Regions from separate parts of the Homo sapiens genome. Here region 1 is linked to region 2. A link is a loop called in an ENCODE intact Hi-C map of the cell type or tissue named here. Cell type or tissue: adrenal gland. All regions are shown on one strand. Each heading gives the region's core, and the rest is flanking DNA. Links, peaks and the distances in the headings are about the cores only.

Evidence for each region. Hi-C counts contacts between places; a loop is a spot of excess contacts. Peaks named below come from ENCODE experiments on the same cell type or tissue, not always from the same donor. Only the 100,000 strongest peaks of a DNase experiment are listed, where the experiment ranks them.
Region 1: a loop joins it to region 2, with 2.7 times the contacts of the local background. A loop is called at or near these places in 10 of 110 quality-filtered maps.

What each region holds. Positions count from the first base shown.
Region 1 is chr2:222,978,424-222,987,365 of GRCh38, forward strand. No RefSeq gene overlaps it. Among named protein-coding and RNA genes, the nearest start is that of ACSL3-AS1, 63 kb to the left of the region's middle. In adrenal gland, for the core only: a CTCF peak has its summit at 3,750 (motif pointing right); DNase peaks (open chromatin) are centred at 3,135 and 4,198.
Region 2 is chr2:223,081,150-223,090,091 of GRCh38, forward strand. All of the region lies in intron 1 of LOC124907986 (a long non-coding RNA gene), which reads left to right. Among named protein-coding and RNA genes, the nearest start is that of KCNE4, 33 kb to the left of the region's middle. In adrenal gland, for the core only: a CTCF peak has its summit at 3,825; DNase peaks (open chromatin) are centred at 3,864 and 4,221.

The sequences.
Region 1 (8,942 bases), core at 663-8,662, 100 kb before region 2:
ATCAAAAGGATCAGAATCCAGTATTCAAGAGTTTGTTCAAGTGAAAAGCTGGGAATAACCACTTAGAAGACACAAACTCCAGAAAAATGGGTTCAGTCCTCCAAAATTAAAAGTTACCTTCCTGCTTATATTGGCAGAAAACAAAGAAGCTTGATAGGATTATAGCATTTTCTATACAGGGCTTGTTGGTGATTTACAACAATTTAATTCATTACAGTTTGTTTTCTTTTCCACAGGGCTTGTTTTCATTTTCTTTCCAATTTAAAAGAATGTATTCAACATTCCATCTTTAGAAAATGTGATAACCATCAAGTCTTTGCATGAGAAAGGTAAGAGGGAAGTTAATCTATAATGAAGATCAACTGTGAAGAGGGATGGGGTCTTCCCTGCCTCCCTTTAGTCATTTACAACATTTAAAAAAACAATGCAGGTAAGGAAGAAGTCTAATCTATAATGAGAGAAACAACAGTTACACCTGCCCAGGTTACAGATGCCTCTCACATGACTCAGGCACTATAGTCATATTTCTTTAAAACTCAAAATAGTTTGGAGTCCCCACAGCCTAGATTTTATTTTCACATCTGCAAGTCATTGAGAACTACTCCTGTCTCCTTGTCCCTCCCTATACCATTTCCTCCCCCTTCTCTGAGTTCTTTTTCCCAGTCTCCTTTGCTGGGCACCTCACAACCCCCACTCATCCTTACATGCTGAAGTCATCCAGGATTTGCTTCCAGATTCCTTGCTTCTATTTCTGAACCCACCTGTTCCTTTTAACCATTTGCCTGGTTTAATTCCCATTGCCTTTCCCCTTGAATGTAAAAATTGAAGTATGACTTACTTGCCTTAAAGTGCACACTTCTTAAATATATATGTGATGAATTTTTACTTATATGTACACCTATGTAGCTGCCAGTTAAACCAAGGTTAGAGAATTTCCAGCTTCCAGAAATGCTCCTGCATGACCATCTCAGCCAGTACCCCACAACGAAGCCTCGAGTCTGACCTCCACCATCATAGGTTAGTTTTGTTTACTTTTGGACTTCATATAAATGGAATCATACCGTGTGTACTCTTCTGTCTTTAATTTGTTTCATTGAACATTATGTCTATGAGATTCACACATGTATCAGTAGCTTATTCTTCTTATTTGGAGTGATTTCAGATACTCCCTACTGATAGCATTGTCTCATGAGCATGAGGCAGTGGGGGAAGAGGAAAATTACAGATAAAAATATAAATAACACCAAATCTGCTGACTATAACGGTTTGAGAATTCCAAGGGAGTTTGAGAATGTTGAGACTGTCTCAGGCAGTGAGTCTTTGGTGGTTAAAGTAAAGCCAGAACTGTTTCCAGCCATATGACCCTTTGAGTCCAATGGCACCTTAGAGTTATGGGAAGTTGTTTACCTGGGAGACGATAATGTCCACATCTCAGTGTCCAGTGCCCTGGTGTTGAACACCTAGACACCTAGACTAGTACTTTCTATTTTGAGCAAAGATGGGACCTTGTGCTCCTGGGACCTTTAAATTTTTGTGAGGAGCCAGTGGATATGTCGGTGCACCGGCATTGAGACTACATGAATACTACGTCTTGCAAATGTATTTATTGCCACTTTTGTGGTCTGCATAGATGCTCTTCTGATTAATAAATATAAAAGTACTAGATGTATCATTGACTCCATTGTTTTCTGCCATTTAGATAGCTTTTTAAAAAATGAAGCAAAAGGAAAAGTATGATGACATTCATGTAGAAGTGCTTTGGAAATTTTCTGGTATTAAGATATGTTCTTTTATACTTAGAAAGGTTAGAAACCATCTCGGTTTATTGTACCCAGAAAGCATTTAGGGCTCAAAATGTGCTCGTTGAATGTTGAACAAACAAGGAGATGGGGCTCCTGGGAGAGTAAGTGACTAGACAAAGGTCTCACTGCAGTTAATGGAAAAACTGCACAGGAAGGCAGGTCTCACGGCATCAAGAAAGTCTAAATTTTTACCCCTAAGGTTTTGCATAGATAACGGCTCCTGGGAACCATCTTCTACCCTCCTTGTGTCTGGGTCTTTCTAATTAGGCTTTCTCCCTTGTGTACCAAATTCTCCCACAAATCACTAAAGATTTTATAGGCCTTAAATTGAAAACAAGATGATATCATTTTGTCATAGTGCACAAGTTAGTAATAAAATAGTGTGATTGTTTTTCAGTGATTTGATTTGAGAAGTTTGTAGTTATTTGTGCCCAGACAGGTTAACCAGTAACTGCTTAGCCAGCTTGTCTGCATTCAGTTCACTCTTTAGAAGGAGCAGCCTTTGACTAACCTCTCCCCATTTCCCCCATCCCCAGCCTCTGGCGGCCACTCTTCCACTCTATTTCTATGAGTTTGACTTTTTTAGATTCCACATAGAAGCAAGATCATACCGTCTTTGTCTTTCCCTGTCTGAGTTATTTCACTTGGCATCATGTCTTCCAGGTTCATCCAAGTTGTCGCAAATGGCAAGATTTGCTTCTTTTTGGCTAAATAATATACAATTATATATATATACACACACACAAACACACATATACATGTATTTCACAATTTATGTATTCATGTCAATGGACACTTATGGTGGTTATACCTTGGTTATTGTGAACAGTGCTCCAATGAATAACGGAGTGCAGCTATCTCTTTGAGCTATTGATTTCATTCCTTCTCAACACCACACACACACACACACACACACACACACACACACACACACACACACACACACACTGGTAAGTAGGTGAGGTGATGGATGTATGAACAAAATTGATTGTGGTCATCATTTTTTCACAATATATACATATATCAAATCCTAATATTGTACATCTTAAACTGATAGAGTTTTGTCAGTTAGTTATACCTCAATAAAGCTGGAAAAAATAAATAAAAGGAACATCCTGCTGGCTGTCTCTGTGGGACAGCCTGGCCCAGCAGAGCCACTCTCCAGACACTGCACATGCATGTGTCCCTGTAAGAAGCCGCTGCTGTTCCTTCCTGAACAGTGAAGCTGGTCCCTGTGAGATGTTGCCATCCTTGGGGGAATACCTCAAGTGGCTTCTGCAATGTTCAAAGGCTTCTGCGACAACCTCAAACCGACCTCTAGCCCTCCAAAGATTGTGCTGGACTCTGCCTGGAAGGGTGAGGGAGGTGCCCATTTTTTCTCTTGCCCAAAGACCCTCCCCTTCTTCCATGTGTGCCTGAAGCTGTCTTGAGGCACCAGAGAGCCCCTGTCTGTTTTTCACTCATTTCTGCTAAGCCTGTGTTCACAGATTGAGGTAAACCCCGCTGGAGAAATAGAATCTGCTTTCAGCTTCATCTGCAGAACTAGGTCACTTTAGTCTTTTGCTAACCAGATTACCAATAAAAATTGCCTGGAAAAAGATGGAGAATGAAAACAAACAAAATGAAACAACATTAAGACAAAAGATAAATCTGTGATAATTTCTTGAGTATAGCATGTTTCTATTTCTGCTTCTGTGGTTCAGATATTAAAGACTTAAAGTAAATCTCTTTGTTGTAAGATTAAAGAGAATTTCCCATATTAAATAAAATTAAAAGCTTGGATTAAAGGAAGCAACACTATCAGCTAGTTTCTTCCATTGGTTGCATCATCGACATCTTTGAACCCCAGGATTTAAGATGGAGCAACTTCCAAAAACTCTTGTCCTTTCAAGCCATTTCTGCGGTGACACTGAGGCTACTGGGGAATCTGTTTGGCCAGTGGAGGGCACTTCAGCCTCTTGCTCTGGGTGTAATCACTTTGCTTTTCACACATGACCTGGCAGAGCTGATGCAACTCTAGTGCCTCACACAAACATTTCCATTTGCAACCTACTGGATTGTGTCATTCATCTCTTTTTGCTCTTGCATTTCCTTCTAATATTGAAGGTAGACTTGCTGGCTTGGAAACCTGACATCTGTGCTTTGAAGTCTAGGAGGATGAAAAAGTCTTGAAGCCAGGACAAGATGGCCCGCAAAGGGATCAGGTTTTATTCTGACCAAAATAAAGACTTTTTAAAGACTTTTGAAGCCTTGTTTATGCTATCAGGGCTCCAATTTAAAAGATGTCACTGTCAGTAGATGTCTTCTGATTTTGAGAAGCACATGTGATGAGTTCTGGGTCACTCACCTTCCCACGGTGTCCTCGGTGTTCCTAGCCTCATTGTTGCTCTCAGCCAGCCTCAACCAAAACCACTTCCTCTGGAAGCCTGTCCCTTCCCCCACTCCCATTTGCGAGTCTTCCCAGATGCCCTTTTCTAGTGCTTCAACCACGGTCCCCCACCTGCCTCTCCCTCTACCTGCTCCCTTAACAGCTCCACCTTGCCCCTCCTCTTAAGGGTGAGGAGTAGCTACAGGTAGAGAAATACTTAACGTCATGCTTTTATTTTTGGACTCCCCAGTAGACCTGAGTGCTTTATTCAAGGAGGACATCAGCATTGATTTTCCCTCTCAGCAAAGTGCTTTAAAGGTGAAAGTGCCTTTTCACAGAGCTGGGGCCACCTTGCATCATAGCCTTGGAGCCATTTCTGTGTGGCAGAGAGAAGGCTACCCACTCCTTCCCCACTTCCCGTCTCCATTGACAGCCTTCTCTTTGAAGCTGATGTGTGCCTCTGACTTTCTGCAACCCTGAACTTTCAGCATTGTGTTTTTCGGCTAGCCATTCTACAGCTTGATCATCTGAATGCAGATATGCATAGAGGTTCTGCTCGTGACCATGTGACCCACCTTTGTATCCTGCAAGAACAATGGGATTGGTGTGGAGGATGAGAGCTGGAGCTCTGGAGTCAATATGCCTAGAGGGAATTGTGGATTACTATCATGTAATCTTCAGCAAGCTAATTAATGGCTCTGTGCCTTAGTTTCCTCCTCTGCAAAATGAAGGTAGTAACGGAAGCTACTCATGGGATCATTAAAAGAATTCTATGAGACAGTACTTATTATAAATTTAAAGTGGTTTGTGACATATAGTAAATGGTCAAAAAATGTTAGCTAGTAGTCAAAATAGAAGTAGGGTGAGATTTAATTACATTTATAAAAATCACTCAAGCCTGCAAATGCCCAGTGCACCTGAGGGAGTGACAGAATCATCATTGTCCAAATCTAGTTCCTACTTGTCCCAAGCAAGAAAATGTCAGGGCAAACAGCTCCGTCCTTTCTTCCTCCATCTGTGAGGTAGCAATGTGAATGCCTCTCTTCCTTTTTCTCTAGGTACCCATAGTAGGAGAGACAATGTATTCTACACCAGGACTTCTAAAATGTTCATGTGCGTAGAACTCACTTGGAAATCTTAGACAGATATGGATTCTGATTTAGTAGTTCTGGGCTGGGGCCTGAGAGTCTACATTTCTTTTCTTTCTTTTCTTTTTTTCTTTTTGAGATGGAGTTTTGCTCATTTTTCCCAGGCTGGATTGCAATGGCATGATCTCAGCTCATTGCAACCTCTGCCTCCCTGGTTCAAGTGATTCTCTTACCTCAGCCTCCCAAGTAGCTGGGATTACAGGCATGCACCACCATGCCAGGCTAATTTTTTGTCTTTTTAGTACAGATGGGGTTTCACCATGTTGGTCAGCTGGTCTTGAACTCCAGACCTCAAGTGATCCACCCACCTCGGCCTCCCAAAGTGCTGGTATTACAGGCATGAGCCACCATGCCTGGCTGAGATTCTGCATTTCTTTCAAGGTCACAAGTGCTGCTGTTGCTTCTGGTCTGGGCACCACATTTTGAGTAGCAAAGATCTATACGATGATCTGACCTGGAGGCAGGAGCCCATCTGGGTGAATATTAGGTGGAAAAGAACACCAGGAGTGGCTCAGCTGCTAGGGCTCAGAATGGTGTTTCAGGCTCCTGTGTGGTTATACCCCAGAAATGCAAATGGACTCTTGCTAAAAGGTTCTGAAATGGCCACAAATATTTGAAAACCCTGAGGCCAAGGCCATCTTATTTTGGGCTCAGTCTTTATGTATTTTTATTTTAAATATTTATTTTATAGATCTATCTATCTATGTATCTAGCTATCTAGCTATGTCTGTGGTCCCCCACCCAGAGATGGACTCAGTACACAAGGGCCATTTTCCACACCCCTGATTGCAGTCACAACCAATTAGCAGGACCCAAGGACCCATTCCCTAGTCCCTATATATATGTACACACACACGCACACACACTCACACACACACTTTTTTTTCAAGAGAATCATAGTAAACTTTAAAAAGGGACTCAAACATGCATTTTGAAAGCAAAGGTAGTCACAGTAAATGCAGTACATTTTTGAAAAAATGATTCAGATATACATTTTAAAAGAAAAGTCACAATATTTTCAGCATTTTAAAGTTTTAGGAATACATGACATAAAGTTCTTGTGACTCTGGAGCCCTACTTTCCTCTTTATCCTCCCTTCTGTGTATGTACAAATCACACATTCATATCCATATTTCATTTGGCTAAAATGGTAAGTTTCTAAGCTTGTAATTCTTCACTGTTATTGTAAGGGGAACTTGAGGGAGGTGGTCAAAGTGAGGGGCAGGGAAGGAGCCCTTCCCGGTGAGCAGCAGCAAACTACCACTGGAGCAAGGTCAAGACTGTCTTGATTTGCAGCTAGTTCCATCAGCCCAGAGTTTTTCAGAGCACACCAGCAGCTCTGAAGTTTCCTATCCTGTGTTTTAATGTGGTTTTTTGAGATTTAATTTTGGTGAATCAGATCCTCAGGGGCATACATTTTTATATTCTAGGCTAAAGCTGCCACAGGGAGGGAAACGTAGGGATTCTTTTTTAGATTAAGTGGTATCTGTCATTTGCAGATACTCATCTTTGCAGATGCCCATCTTTGATGGCACTTTTTATGTAGGTAAGTTTTGTGGTCCATGGGTCTCTGGTTCATAGTACGTGGCTGACTCAGAAGAGAGACTCTATCCACAAAGGTGTAATCACTTGACACCCTCTTTGTGCCTGCTGCACAGACAAAACCAATTCACTGAGACCACGGTATTGCAGTAAAGAAAGAGTTTAATTAATGCTAGGCTAAACACATGGAAGATGGAGTTATTATTACTCAAATCAGTCTTCCCAAAGGCTTGGAGGTTAGGCTTTTTCAAGGCAGGGGACTAGGGAATGGGTCCACATGATTGGTTGGGGATGCAGTCATAGGGTGTGGAAAATGGTCCGTGTGCTGAGTATGCCTCTGGGTAGGTTTAGGGGGTGCAGAAGATCAGTTGAGTCATGAGCCATGAGTCTAGGTGGGATTACTGAGTTTCCAGAATGCAAAGGTCTGAAAAGCATCTCAAAAGACCAATCTCAGGTTCTATAATAGTAATGTTATCTATAGGAACAATTGGAGAAGGCACAAATCTTGTAACCTCTGGCCACATGACTCCTGAGCGGTAGGAGGTTATAGAAACTATATCTACATTTTAGTGGAGTTCAGGCTCCTCCCATAATCCTAATCTCATGGCCTTTCACCAGGTTTTTGCACTGAGCAAGGGGAGAATTAGTTTTAGGGAGGAACTGTTCTCATCCTTGCTTCCAAGTTAAACTATAAACTAAATTCCTCCCATGGTTAGCTTGGCCTACGCCCAGGAATAAGCAAAGACAGTCAGCCTGTGAGGCTAGAAGCAAAATGGAGTCAGCCCTGTTAGACTTCTCTCACTGTCATAATCTTTACAAAAGAGGTTTCAAGGTTGCCAGGAGAGTTTCACAGGACCTGGTCCATTTGGATGTAAGACACCTCTTTCTTCAGACTTCCTCCATGTGGACCCATTCTGCTGCTGGACTGGATATGTTGATGTGAAATTTGCTGTTGACCTGGCAGTCTACATTCATGCTGCAGAAGGACAGTCGTAGCAATGTATTTCCTGAGTATTGGAAGAAACAGCCAAAAAAGAATTGACTTCACCTTGAGATGAACCCCGTACCCTTGAACCTGTAGATGTATATTCATGAAAACAAATGGAAGGACTTTGGGCACTTGACCTCTATTTTGTTACAATTTATATTATTAGCAGCAGAGATTTAGGCCAGGAGACTGGATTCTTGTTTGTGACCTTGATAGAACGTATTAACTTTATTTATGTTGTAATGTGAATGATTCTTTGACTTTAGGAGAGGGAAGTCCACTTCCTTGAATGTAAGTTATACATTTTATTTTATTTTTCCGTCAACTGGGAGAAGTCCATCTCTCTACTAGGCTGATAAGCTCTTACCATATGTACATGTCTTTCCTTTTATATGTTTAAATCTTTGAATTTTATAGAATACTAAGAATTGAAACTTTATGCACTTTTGAACCTTTGAAATCTTTCTTTCTGCTAGGACCATACGACACTTAAATATACCTAAATTATATCTTATTAGATTTTGAATATTTTATATGGCTCTGTCTGATTTGATGCCAGAACTCACTGGGTAATTCTACTATTATTCTCCCTGGAGTTAAAAACTGCTTTTTATTTATATTCACTCTTCCTAATCTTTGTCAGTACACAAATGTGATTGAATAACAAGGCTCAACAGAAATACATGAAAGTATTTCACTCTCTTTTAAAATGTTTTATGTTAACTCTTTTTCATTTTGTGTACAACAAGTATTTTTCTAAAAACTTTATTTCTCAGACCCCTTTGAGAATCTGACAGGCTGTAGATTCTCTTTCTAGAAAAATACACACACATATAAGACATTTTGTCCCGGCTCTTAATTATTGGTTATTACTGGGTTATATTAAATTCTTTATCTGCACTTCACTTTTTGTGGTATTTCTGTCTTCCTATTTTTTCTTATATTTTCTCATTTATTTGTTCTTTCTTTTAATCAATTTCCTTTCTTTCAATTTAATATCTAAGTACTATAACACAGCTATGAGCGCATTGCTATAGGCACATAAAATATTGAACAACGAGCTTCCTCTTTGGGATCAGAGAATATTGCCAAGA
Region 2 (8,942 bases), core at 686-8,685:
TGGGAATGTAAATTAGTTTAGCCACTGTGGAAAGCAGTTTGGAGATTCCTCAAGGAATTTAAAACAGAATTGCCATTTGACACAGCAGTCCCATTATTGGGTATATACCCAAAGGAATGTAACTTGTACTGCCCTAAAGACACATGCACGCATATGTTCATCATAGCATGATTCACCATAGCAAAGACACAGAAACAACCTAAATGCCCATCAATAATAGACTGGATAAAGAAAACCTGATACATATACACCATGAAATACTATGTAGCCATAAAAAAGAATGAGATTATGTCCTTTGCAGGTACATGGATAGAGCTGGAGGTAATTATCCTGAGCAAATTAACGCAGGAAGAAAAAACCAAACACTGCATGTTCTTGCTTATGAGTGGGAGCTAAGCATTGAGTACACATGGTTACAAAGAAAAGAACAACAGGCCCTGGAGCCTACTTGAGGGTGGAGTATGAGAGGAGAGTGAGGATTGAAAAACTACCTATCAGGTACTACGGTTATTACCTGGGTAAGGAACACTAAATCCCTGTGACACGCAATTTACCTATATAACAAACCTGCACATGTACCCCGGAACCTAAAATAAAATTTTTTAAAAATACAAAAATAAAAATAAATAAAAATATACTTATCTCAAAAAAAAAAAAAGAAAAGAAAAAAGAAAGAAACGAGAGGATGTGCTCATGGAGCTATGCCATCTCTGTGAGTGAGTTGCCGTGGGGATAGGAGGAGTTTGGTACTCCAGCCCCAGTCTGCGGTTAATTGTTCTCAAAACTCAAGGCCTCCTTTATATTTTATCAATTGGGAATGCCAGCACTTGATTGCCACACAGCCTCTTCCTTAAATTGTATTTTGAAGATTAATGGTTTGTGGAAGAACATTTAAGGCTTAGATTTCTATCAAGAGACTCATAAAATAAGTATGTAAAATAGAGCTGTGGAAATAGACCATGGCTCTTGAGAATTTTAAAATATGAATCTGAAGCTGCTTACATTTGGATTCTTATCTGTTTTCCATTGGGAACTGAAATGGTCCAACTGTTGGATCAGCGTCTGCGTGGAGCCTTTGGTCTCAGTGCTATCAGTGCCCTCTAGTCATTTTTTTTTTCTAGACATCATTTTACCTTGTTCTTGGTGGACACCCATGGGTCAAGAATCTTCAACAATAAAGAGGTGCAATAAGAAGTAATACTCACAGCCCTGGCTTATGGTGGATAGCTATCAGAATGTTGAGTTCCAACAGATTTGACTTATGGTACAATTTTGATTGCCTTAATTTTTTTGAGAGATGTTTCGCTTTATCTATAGCTCAGAATTGTTTTCAAACTTTTAAGAAGTCCAGAAGAAAGAAAAGCCACTATGTTATTAGGAGGGAATGTCATTTGAGGTAAATCATTGGTTAGTCCAGAGTGATGGGTCTCCATGGGGACAGTGCTGGCCCCAGGGACGATTGGAAATTTGTGGGCATGATCTTGGGCTGTAATATTTAGTGAGTGGGGACCCAGGATGCCAGAGCCCTGAAACGGAGGGGACATTCCTGCACATCAAAGAACTAGGTTCTCCAGGATATTTAAATTTCCCACTGGACAAATAATGATCAGTGTCTTTTGTTCAAAATGTTAGCAAGGGTTGTTAACTGATATAGTAAATTTCATCACCAATGGCAAAGCTCTATGTGATTTGGAGCCACTATCCCGCACACATGTAGCAGTTTACATTGCAGCTGACTCATTTACAAAGATGCTCATGGTATCACGAGAGAGGCAGGCATCTCCCAGCTTCACTAGTCCTCTAGTACAGTCACATAGGGGATGTTTACATCTTGACTTAATTGCTATTTTATTACATATTACTTTCCTTTAATGTCTGCTTTATATTTCTTTTAGGGTGTTATGTTGAATTTTAAAAAATTGTGTTTATAATTAGATTACATTTTGTATAAATGGAGGGTTTGATTTGATTGAGGACTATCGTGGTTTTTTTTTTTTTTGGAGACACAGTCTTGCTCTGTCACCCAGGCTGGAGTGCAGTGGCATGATCTTGGCTTACTGCAACCTCCACCTGCCGGGTTCAACCAATTCTCGTGCCTCAGCCTCTAAAGTAACTGGGAATACAGGCATGTGACACCAAGCCCGTCTATTTTTTTATATTTTAGTAGAGACAAGTTTTCACCATGTTGCCCAGGTTGGTCTTGAACTCCTGAGCTCAGGCAATCCATCTGCCTCGGCCTCCCCAAGTGCTAGGATTACAGGCCTGAGCCACCGCGCCCGGCCAGGACTATCGTTTTAATGCCTGCTGTGATCCAACGTCTATTTACAAAAGGTTGCAAAGCCAAAATAAATAAGTGAATATACTATCATTTCAACCCCCATATAATTTATTAATTAATTAAAATAACATTTATAGGCATTGGCATTGTGCCAGGCCAACAGAGATGAATAAAATTTATTGTTTCTGAGATTCTCAGTGTAAAGAGAGAGATGAAGCAGAAAGTCAATAATTGAAACTTGGGGAGACAAATACAATGAAGACAGATGAGGAGAGCTGAGGGAGGCAGTCATTGTTCCTGGGGAAAAGGAGGGTTTGCAGAAGGAAATATCAAAATAAGCTTCTTCCTGGGGAGGTGAATCTGAAAGGCTGTGTAACGGTCCTTCAGTCTTGGCAATATCCTAAGGTATTTGGATTTTGGCTTAGTCTAGAAGCCTATGGTTTAAAAGAATTTGCCTCTGTTGGCTTCCATCAAGTCAAAGCTGTGGCTGAGCATTGCCCAAGCATCAGAAATGAGCCTATGTGGTATAACTGACAGGTGTCAATGCACCACCTTATTCAACACCTAATTAAGAGCCTCATCTCTGATTTACATCGGAAGCAGACAGGCTGTAGTTTTAAGCACTTCTCATTACTTTTTACTCATGTAATCTTGGACAAGTCACTTAGCTTCTCAAAGCCCTGGATTCATTGCAATAGAAATGAGAAAACCGGTGACCATTCAGTACCCTGGAGTGTGGGCACAACTTTGGCTTCCAATTCACTGGACCTCAGCTTCTCCTCACCCCACAGGGCCTTAGGGAGGTATTGAGGGAGAGGCATTTGTTTGGCTAAAACATTGGGCTAAGAATTGGGAGGCCTGAATGTCCATCCTGGTCCTGCCACTGTCTTGCTCTGGGCCTTTAATCAAGTCTTTGAACCGCTTATGGCCTCAGTTTTCTCATCTTAAAAACAAGGCAGTCAAACAAGGTTATCTCCAAGGCCCTTCGAAGCTCCGACATACTGAATGTGTCCTCATGGTTTCTGCTCATCAGCAGCCTATTTCTACCACCACCTCCACCATCACTTTCTTTTTAAACATTCTTTTGATAATTCTCTTTGAAATAAGCCCTCATTTTGGGTTTCAGTTAAGCTAAGAAAAAAAAATCTGTGGATTTGTTTTCTTTTCCATCAAAATAATTAAAAACTCTTGGACATAATCCATAAGTAAACAAGGTTTCTAGGTAGGAGAATATGAACTATGATTGTGTTAAAGATAAACTAATCTGTAGCTCATGCCTGTAATCCCAGCACTTTGGGAGGCTGAGGTGGGAGAATTGCTTGAGCCCAGGAGTTCAAGACCAGCCTGGGCAACATGGTGAAACTTTGTCTCTACAAAAAAATACAAAAATTAGCCGGGTGTAGTGCGGTGATGCGACAAGATCTTGCTTCCCCCACATATTGTCCTACCTGGCTCTCTCTCATTATTCAGCTTTCAGCTGGAGCATCATTTTCTCAGAGAGGCCTTCCCTGTCTCCCTGTTGGCAGTTACTGTCTAGCCCATCTGTCCCCTGCTGGCTCCATGGGAGCAGGGATCTGGTCTGCCTTGCTTGCCTATGAGTCACCAGCACCTGAAACAGTGCTTGGCTCTTGGTCAGAGCTCAATTTAGGCCTTGACCCCGCATCCCTGGTCGCTACCCAAGGCTGCTATTTAGAATGAGAAAGGCAGGCAGCTGCTGTAAGAGAGATGAATTAGATAATGATTACAGTGATACATCCTATTCTTTTAAATCCTGACTCTGAAGTTCCTGGCTCCCAAATCAGGCTTACCAAATAGCTACTGGTTTTGAGCTGTGATTTAACTTCCCTGGACCTCATGCGTTTTAAAACGGATGAGTTGGATAATTAAAATTAACACCTCACTTGTGTGCAGCCCCCTTTCTTCTGTGCCAGGCCCAGGCCCCGCCATTGATGGGCTTTATGTCATTCTGTCCTCTCTCCAGCCCTATAGGGCTTCTGATTTTCTCTATTTGCAGAGGAGACCTGAGACTTAGATTGAAAAACCTGCCTGTAACAGTTTGCTAGGACTGCCATAACAAAATACCACAAACAGGGGAACTTAAACAAAGAAATTTATTTTCTCACAATTCTGGAGGCTGGTAGTTTGACGTATCATGAGTTTGGTTTCTTCTGAGGCCTCTCTCTTTGACTTCTAGATGGTGGCCTTTGTCCTGTGCCCCGACGTGGCCTTTTTTTCTGTGCATGGATATCCCTAGTGTCTCTTCTTTTTCTTAGGCCACCAGACCTATTGGATTAAACCCACATCCATCCTTTTTTTTTTTTGAGATAGAGTCTCCCTCTGACACTCAGACTGGAGTGCAGTGGGTTGATCTCAGCTCACTGCAAACTCTGCCTCCTGGGTTCAAGGGAGAATTGCTTGAATAGCTGGGATTATAGGCATCCACCACCATGCCCGGGTAATTTTTTTTTTTTCTCGAGACAGAGTCTTGCTCTGTCGCCCAGGCTGGAGTGTAGTGGTATAATCTCAGCTCACTGAAACCTCTGCCTCCCGGATTCAAGCAATTCTCCTGCCTCAGCCTCCTAAGTAGCAGGGATTACAGGCACCAACCACCCCGGCTGGCTAATTTTTTTTGTATTTTTAGTAGAGGTGGGGTTTCACCATGTTGGCCAGGCTGGTCTCAAACTCCTGACCTCGTGATCTGCCCATCTCGGCCTCCCAGAGTGCTGGGATTACAGGTGTGAGCCACTGTGCCTGGCTAAACCCACATCCTTTTGATCTCATCTTACCTTCCCTTCCTCCCTAACATCCCTATCTCGATATTCACCCACATTGAGGGGTTAGAGCTTCAAGATACAAATTTGGAGGTGACACAACTCAGTCTCCAACACTGACCAAAGCCACTGTGCTAACAAACAATAGAGACATTATTTTAATCTAGGTCACATTCCCAGCTCCCCTAACCACTACTTTATACTGCCACCAGGATTTCCTCCCTACTGACATCCATGAAAGATCAAGCTTGGAAAAGCAGGAGGCCCCAGCTCCATCTCTGCAAAGTGGATATTGGGAAGGGAAAGGCAGATGGCTGATGACTGAGCGACTGCCTGGCGTTCCTCCGTGGATGTGCTCAGAATGCATAATTCGATGAATGCTGCTGTATCTCATTACTCTTGGCATGTCTGACGGGAAGGTCATGGTAACAGGAGTTACTGAGCATTACAATTAGCCAGCAACCTTTCCCAACCTCTTCTAAAATTATTGGAAGACAAATTTCACTTCAGTTCTCTCTTGGATAAGGTGGCAGTTATCCAGGGACTTAAAAAGGCCAGCAAAGTTTATAAAGGCAGAGCTGATATTTGCTGGAGTATCTCATTGGAACCGTTGGTTGACAAGAGCATGTATGGCCGCCAAGGCCCAGGAATGAGATTTTCCAGTAACGCTGGTTAGATGGCTGTGGGTCGCCCGCCAGGCATGACCGAGTGTATCTGAGCTGTCTTTTGCCACCTGTACAAATGTCTTCTGAGCGGCTGCTATGTTCCAGGCACACCACGATATGGTTCTGATTCCTCATGACTCCTGCCCACATTAGTAGACAAGCTCAGAATCTAAGTTGTGACCCACACTCCAGGACAGTGCCTTGTATCAGAAACCCAGATAATAATTTTAGTTCTATCAAATTCTGCTGCTGCTCCCATTCCTCCTGCTCTTCCTTCCACTGCCTCCTTTCTTTCTACTTACTGCGTGGCAGGCACTTGATTGACAGTGTGTCCTTTAATCCTCATAAGATCCATAGAAGCATTTACCACCATCACCACTGTTTTTATAGATAGAACCAGCCTACCCAACAGCCTCAAGTGGTGGGGTTTAAGGTGACATCGTTCCATGTTTCTTCAATCGGCGCCCCACCTGTGCTATGTTGACTGTACCTTCTCTGCTGGGTAGAAGGCTCCTTAATAACATAGAGAGCAGATTTGGTAGCTTCCTATTCACCATCAATTCTTTAAAACCTCAGTGCAATCTCAAGCTCTTCCTCATCCTGCATCCCAGGCACTAATATGTGTAAATCCGTCATTCTGTAATAAAATTTTTCACATTTAATGTTATTTTAGTTTACGGGTATCTCTATGTCATGTGACATGATGTCAATGAGTTTTCTTTTATAAGTATTTCCAAAACACAGTGTTGAAGATTTTCACGCAGGCTGATCGAGTGAGTGATGTGCAACACCATGAGGGATTTTGGCATTTGCTGTTAATTGTGAAACACTGTAATTGGTAGCATCTTGAACTCTCTTTAGCAGTATTAGAACAGATTTCATAAAAAACTTTGCTTCTTGGTTTGCATTTGAAGATATTTAGAAATGTTCAAAACTTCTCTGAGAGTTGGATGTATAATGTAGGTGCTGGGCTTGGTTGGCTTGGCGCTGTTGCTTTCCTTGATAACTTGAACATGCAAATACACTATTTAGATAGCAGAGAAGAGCAATCAGATCCTACACATTCCAATGTGTGATCATCTTTATCATATTGCCTAAAAACAGCCTTAAACATTTTTTGGACTTCTTTGTTTGTTTTGCAAGTCTCATGGCCTTCTGGCTTTAATCAAAGTCTTGTCCATTATGATGAGAAAATAAATGTCAGAAACATTTAAATTTACCTAAATGCAAGACACATAAAAGGATTATAGTCCTTCTTTGGCTTCAGAGAAATTGGCTTTTCAAAAAAAGTTTTTAAGTTGACTGCATTTTTGTGAACATTAAAAACTACATTGCATCAAAAAATTGCAAAATTAAGTATATGTAAGCAAAATAGTACTTAAATATAAAGTTTCATTGAATTTTATGACCAACATTCTAAAATTTCACAAGATATCAATTTTGCTCATGTTCTGTATGTTCAAATATATTTCGAAAATTGATATGCTGAAGCTATAACAGTCTATAATGCCCTTTAAAATCTATTTGTTCAAATCATGTTTAAACACTATTTACTTTTAGAAATGAAGTTTTTGTTTTTAGAAAATACTTATGAAATTCTAGCAATAATTAGACTTAAGCTAATTGTTAACATAAAAAGGCAATGCAAATTATTAATAAAAAATCAAGAAGAAACAATTAAGAAAATAAAGTTAATTATAAGCCATGTAAGAACATTTAATACTAGATAATAACAAAAGCAAAAATCATATATATCTCCACTTTTTTTTGTAGAAGAGATTGTGAAAAATAAGAGAAATAAAAAAGTTTACATGTACTCCCCAAACCAAACTTATCACTGGTGATAAGTGACTAAAATACTAACCAGTTTAACTGGGATGATTCACCAAGGTGGTTGAGGGGAGATGCTACTCTGTGCAACCCCTATATGCCCCCACATAATAGTTACTGGCTTCAAAAATTAAAAAAAAATCATAAAGTTGTTGTTTGAATACAACTTTAATTGCTGGAAATATCTGAATGGTTGTAAATGTGGTTTTTAATTTGTTAACACTCTACAACATTGAACCACAAGGTCTCCTAGCTCATGAGTGAGTGGTGGCTTATCAGTCCACAGGTTTGTGCTGTCGAAGTCCACTGCTAGTTTCCATGGAGGGGAACATCAACCCTTTTCTGGCTTGTTAGGACTTTCAAGACCCTTATGTCTCGGTTGCTAAGCATCTGGCCAGGGTCATTTTATGAACCAGACTGTGAGAGTTTCCTGGAATGTGTGTGAGAGATACAGAGATATGGTAGGTCTTAACATAGCAGCATGATTGCCATTACGGATGTGTGTGTTGGAGACTGGGTTGAAAAATATATTCTCTTTGTATCTGGCACTGAATTCTTCTTAGGGAGAGAACTCTCTTGGTTTATAACAACCCTCTACTAAGACCTTTGGGATAGCAAGGAAGAAAGAGCTTGAGGTCAGTAAAAGAGAGTCGAGATAATATAAGACAGTGAAAATGCTCAGAACAAGAAAATAAGAATTATTCTATTCTCAGAGTGAGGGTGGGCACTACAGGGGTGAATTGGCCAGGGGAGCACTGGAAGGCAGGTAGCCTAGTGTTTAAATAGGTTGAGAATGGAGGTGCCAACTTTTCAAATGAATTGTTTATATTTCTGCACCCCTTTCAAATCTATAATAAAGTCAGCCCCCTTGCCCTTTATTTCCTATAGAAATTAGGGAAATGGAGGAAAGGATTACATTTCACTTCCAGGTCCATAGGGGGCAGATATAAATGTCAAGATGGTCCATCCAGGCAAGGTTGGTGCCAGAAAGTTCTGACGTCAAAAACTCCCCCAGGAATGTGCAGATATCACGAAAGATGGCTTCGGACTTGCACAGGCAGTGGAATTGGGATTTTATCCAATTATATATAGATCTCAGGATCCATGAAAGGATCACCTGACATTTTGGTTATGTACAAAAAGGAATGCAGACCTTAAGTGGATAATGAAACTGCTATGAAAGAGACACCCTTTGGACATTAACTTTCAATACAAGGACACTGGCACGAGAGGAGACTGCTCAGATCACCTGCCCTAATGTCTTCATACTTTGTTAATGGAGAAAGAGGCCCAGAGAAATGAAATCCCTAGCCAGGTACCCTAAGTTAGAAATAAGAAAGAACTGTACTCGCAATAATTTTGTGTCATAAAATGGAAAATATTGCCTTGAGGGGAAAA